Regions from separate parts of the Homo sapiens genome. Here region 1 is linked to region 2. A link is a loop called in an ENCODE intact Hi-C map of the cell type or tissue named here. Cell type or tissue: B cell. All regions are shown on one strand. Links, peaks and the distances in the headings refer to the core of each region. The heading gives the core; the rest is flanking DNA.

Region 1 (2,944 bases), core at 445-2,944, 180 kb after region 2:
TAATTGGCAAGCCACATGTAGAAGAATGAAACTGGATCCTTATCTTTGACCTTATAAAAAAATCAACTCAAGATGGTTCAAAGATTTAAATCTAAGACCTGAAACCATAAAAATTCTACAAGATAACATTGGAAAAACCCTTCTAGACCTCAGTTTAGACAAATACTTTATAACGAAGAACCCAAAAGCAAATGCAACAAAAACAAAGATAAATAGATGAGACTCAAACTGAAAAGCTTCTGCACAGGAAAAGAAATAATTAGCAGAGTGAACAGATAACCCACAGAGTGGGAGAAAATTTTTGCAAACTATACTTCTGACAAAGGACTAATATCCAGAATCTACAAAGAACCTAAACAAATCAGCAAGGAAAAAACAAACAATCCCATCAAAAAGTGGGCTAAGGACATGAATAGACAATTCTCAAAAGAAGATATACAAATGGAAAAAATGAAAAAATGCTCAACATCACTAATTATCATGGAAATGCAAATCAAAACACAATCTACAATGCGATACCACCTTACTCTGGCAAGAATGGCCATAGTCAAAAAATTTTTAAAAACTAATAGATGTTGGCATGGATGTGGTGAAAAGGGAACACTTTTACACTGTTGGTGGGAATGTAAACTAATACAACCACTATGGAAAACAGTGTGGAGATTCCTTAAAGAACTGAAAGTAGATCTACAATTTGATTCAGCAATCCCACTACTGGGTATCTGCCCAGAGGAAAAGAAGTCATTATACAGAAAAGATATTTGCACATACATGTTTATAGCAGCACAATTTGCAATTGTAAAAATACAGAACCAGCCCAAATGCTCCTCAACCAATGAGTAGATAAAGAAAATGTGGTATGTGTATATATATATATATGGAATATATATATATGGAATATATATATATGGAATATATATATATGGAATATATATATGGAATATATATATATGGAATATATATATTTGGAATATATATATATGGAATATATATATATTTGGAATATATATATGGAATATATATATGGAATATATATATGGAATATATATATTTGGAATATATGTATGGAATATATATATGGAATATATATATGGAATATATATATTTGGAATATATGTATGGAATATATATATTTGGAACATATATATATATGGAATATATATATTTGGAATATATATATATGGAATATATATATTTGGAATATATATATATGGAATATATATATTTGGAATATATATATATGGAATATATATATTTGGAATATATATATATGGAATATATATATTTGGAATATATATATATGGAATATATATATTTGGAATATATATATATGGAATATATATATTTGGAATATATATATATGGAATATATATATTTGGAATATATATATGGAATATATATGGAATGTATATATGGAATATATATATGGAATATATATGGAATGTATATATGGAATATATATATATTTGGAATATATATATGGAATATATATATATTTGGAATATATATATGGAATATATATATATTTGGAATATATATATGGAATATATATGGAATATGTATATATGGAATATATACATAGAACATATATATATTTGGAATATATATATGGAACAGATATATATATATATATCTATATATCTATATATATAGATATATATATATACACCATGGAATACTACTCCACCATAAAAAGGAATGAAATAATGGCATTTGCAGCAACCGGGATGGAACTGGAGAACATTATTCTAAGCGAGGTAACTCAGGAATGAAAAACCAAACATTGTTGTGTTCTCACTCATAACTGGGAGCTAGGCTATGAGGACGCAAAGACACAAGAATGATACAATGGACTTTGGGGACTTGGGGGAAAGGGTGGGAGGTGGGTGAGGGATAAAAGATTGGGTATAGTGTACACTGTTTGGGTAACGGGAGCACCAAAATCTCAGAAATCACCGCTAAGAAACTTATTCACGTAACCAAACACCATCTGTTCTCCAAAAACCTATTTAAATAAAAAGTAAATTATATTACTTTAAACAAATATTAAATAACCTTACAATGGACTCTAAGTGTTCAAGTGAAAGGAAGAATCACACATCTCTCACTTTAATGAAAAGCTAGAAATAAATGAATAAGCTTAGTGAGAAAGACATGTTGAAAGTTAAGATCGGCCAAAAGCTAAGTCTCTTGTGATGAACAGTTAGCTGAGATATGAATTAAAAGAAAAAAAGAGTTCTTGGAGAAAATTAAAAGCACCACTCCAGTGAACACAGGAATGATAGGAAAGCAAAACAGCCCTATTGCTGATATAAAGAAAGTTTTGTTGGCCTGGATAGAAGATCAAACAAGCCACAACATTCCCTTAAGCCAAACTCTAATCCAGAACAAGGCCTTAACTCTATTCAATTCTATGAAAGCTGAGAGAGGTGAGAAAACTGCAGGAGAAAAGTTGGAGGCTAGCAAAGGTTGGATCATGAGGTTTAAGCAGATGTTGTCTCCATACCATCAAAGTACAAGATGAAAGCAGGTGATAATATAGAAGCTGCAGCAAGTTATCCAGAAGATCTAGCTAAGATCTTTCCTGATTTGGAACAACTGATAAAGATTCAAAAGAAAAAGGAATTAAAAATGAAATTCTAAAAAACGATTTTAAATGTAAGCAATACTTGTTATTTTTCCCAGTTTAACATTTCTCCAGGAATGAAATTTAATGTTTTGAGCTGCCTTATAATGAAATGCATAAATAATTAGCATTTTGCCTCCAGAGGGTGATATTATCCAGCTAACTGGTGAAAGCACAATATTACATGTCATTTTAAATCAATCCCAAGTAGCTTTTTAAATGTAAGTCCCTAATTTTACAGCATCTTTATGTAAATTTTGGAAATAGATTTCTCTCCATCCTAGAAGAGCATCAAGTGTAATAAAGATTTTTAATGAT
Region 2 (2,954 bases), core at 351-2,850:
ATGCCATTGCACTCCAGCCTGAGCAACAGAGAGAGACTCCATCTTAAAAATAAAAAAAAAAAGAAAGAAAGAAAGAAAAAGAAAGAAAGAAATAGTATTTAGTTGGAAGTTAGAAAGATCTAAAAATAAGTGGCTTAAAAATACATTAACTTTTTGCTTATGTACCATGGAGTCCAGAAGCAGGCTGTTCAAGTTTGGTAGTATATTGACTACTTTGGCTATATTATATTATCAAACTCTCAGAACACTTCTGTTAAAGTTTACATCCTCAGAACCACCTCATGCTCACAAGACGGCTGCCCGGAGTCTATTTTTCATATACAAGTGCAAAGAAGGAAGAGAAAAGAAAGGTGGTTCTGCAAAGGGATGAATGCCAGCTGGATACACACACACGTGCACACGCGCACACACACACACACACACACACACACACAGAGAGAAAGGTTTCTAGAACCCTACCCAACAACTTTTGCCCAAATATCATTAACCTAAACTCAGTCACATGCCTTCCTTTTTCTTTAAGATGGAAATATTGTATTTTAGCTGAATGCATTGCTAAACATAATGAAATCAAATTTCTGTTGTTAAGAAATAAGGGAAAATTATACATTGGTGTTATGTGGGAAATTTACAGAAAAGAATTACATAGGGGAAAATTGGATTTGGGGAGGGAATTAGAAATCTTTCCCATTGTTATTAATGAGATTATGTTTATTTGGAAGTTTACGAATAAACTAATCCTTTTTCAGGTGTTTGCTTCTCTGTGGGACTAAAATATTTTCCTTTCAGCAATGTGCTGGAGAAGCCAGCTTATACCTACTTGCAGGAACCAATTGAGAAATTCTTAAGAATTTTGTAAGTCAGTAATGAAACACAGCCATTATTTTAAAAATAAATACTATAAATATGGAATTAAATTATGTTAGAAACAAAGGATAGTAAATACTTAGAACAGCTCACTTCCTAATTTTTTTCTACAATTTACTGTTATCTGTGCTGTTGGCATGATGTACATCTATTGTATCTGTATAGTGAAAATATTATGTGATAGAAACCTGTATAATGGTATCTACTGTACCTCTCTTCCCAACTCTGAATTCAGTAACATCACTTTGGTATCTTAAAACTGGCCATATAGGGAATATTTACATCACAGAAGTTGACAAACACTAAAATGAGGGCCCTTTTCCCTGAAGAATAGGTTGTAAAAATCTACCAGCATGCTTCTGCCTTCTAATATTTACAAATACATTTTTAATAGTTTGCTGTATTAATGGTGGCCAGTATAGAGATCAGAGTAGAGATAAATTTAATGTTTCACTAGCATAACCACATACAGAAGGTTAACCAGTGAGTACATTAAGAGGGAAGGAACTGTTTTTCTTCTATTCATGTCTTGCAACAGCTCTCATGGGACCACCAACACCACCAGCCAGATATTTCAGCTCCGAGCTAGAGAAATGAATTTTTTGTGACCAACTCCTTGGGGAAATAGGAAAGGAGAGGAACTGCTACATGTTTTCCCCTGAGGACTAATAAATTTGTTTATGTCTCTTTGAGCATAGAGCACTCATCAGAAAAGAAAAAGATACTTTAAAAAACCCCCACAATTCTCCCTCATCGCCTCTTTCATTGCCACTCTTTGAAGCGTAAATAAATGAGGCATTTGGGGCAAATAAATGTAATATTAAGCAGAAAATAAATGAGACAATATAGTGATAATCATTGAAAAGAGTGATTTATAGCTCCTCTTCTGTATCTAGTATTTAAATTGATCATATTAAATTAAAATTAATTTTTTCACCTGGAGTATTTTTTCTTTTTGTTATCTACAATTTTGTGTAAACCTTCTGCCCCACTCTCTGGAGTGTAAGATGGTGCCAGAGAGATTTACAGGAGAAAGTAGTTTAACAACATACTGCTTTGGTGAGGTTATGGGGAAGAAAGAGCTCTTCATTGCTGAGGGAAGCGTGAATTAGTATGACCTCTATGAAGAAAAATTTGGCAACATTTATCAAAACTGTAAATGCATATAGCCTTTGACCCAGCAATTCTACTTTTGGAAATATACTCTCTAGATGTACTTGTATATATATGAAATGATATAGGCTCAATATTATTCTTTGTAATATTTTTGCATAATAGCTAATTGTTAGAATAAATGTAAAATCCATCAATAGGAGTGGCTAAATAACCTAAGATTTATTTTTGCAGTGGAGTGTTACATGGCTGTAAAAAATAATAATAATCCTAGAAACTATATAGTGAAAAAAACCCAAGAGTTAGAACAGTATGTATAATATACCTTTTGTGAAAAATAAGAGAAAATAAAAATCTATATTTATATCCTCTTGAATATGCATTACTCTGAAAAGATCCGTAGAATCTAAGAATAGAGATTTCTATGTAGAAAAGGAGGTTCTGGCTAGATGAGGGACAAGGTTGGAAGGAAAGGAACATTTTTTACTTTTAACTTTTATAGCTATTCACTTTTTGAGCCATGTGAATGTATTATGTACTTAAAAATACCTTAAAGCTTAAATACATAGCTTGCAATACTTAAAGAGAAACTTCCCTTCCATCAACAGAGACGCTGTTTAGTGTGATTTAATAAGGAGTTCTAGCTGTGAGATGGCTCACTCACTCAAAGATATAAGAGAGGAGAGTTTAGTCATGTGCAGATTTAAGGGAATCAACATAAGAGAGTGAGACACTGAGGGATTAGCAAGAGCAGAATGCCAGAGACACCACTATTCTGGAAGGGAAAAGGAATGGAGCGGTCATGGAGATGCTGCAGAGACAACAGCTCTGAACAGAATGCAGCCACTGCCAGGAACAGTGAGGCAGTAAGGAGCAGAAAGAATCAATATCCCAACCTTTCTGTCCTCTCACCCCTGATCTCCAGCTAGTGACACACAGAAGCCAGAGGATAAGGAAGCCTGGAGTGTACTCTG

The links. Hi-C counts contacts between places; a loop is a spot of excess contacts. Peaks named below come from ENCODE experiments on the same cell type or tissue, not always from the same donor. Only the 100,000 strongest peaks of a DNase experiment are listed, where the experiment ranks them.
Region 1: it touches region 2 in a loop (3-fold over the local background); 2 of 110 quality-filtered maps call a loop at or near these places.

What each region holds. Positions count from the first base shown.
Region 1 is chr3:152,693,238-152,696,181 of GRCh38, forward strand. No RefSeq gene overlaps it. Among named protein-coding and RNA genes, the nearest start is that of P2RY1, 140 kb to the right of the region's middle. In B cell, for the core only: no CTCF peak of the experiment used is centred there; no DNase peak of the experiment used is centred there.
Region 2 is chr3:152,514,963-152,517,916 of GRCh38, forward strand. No RefSeq gene overlaps it. Among named protein-coding and RNA genes, the nearest start is that of MBNL1-AS1, 250 kb to the left of the region's middle. In B cell, for the core only: no CTCF peak of the experiment used is centred there; a DNase peak (open chromatin) is centred at 1,469; H3K27ac peaks cover 2,376 bases.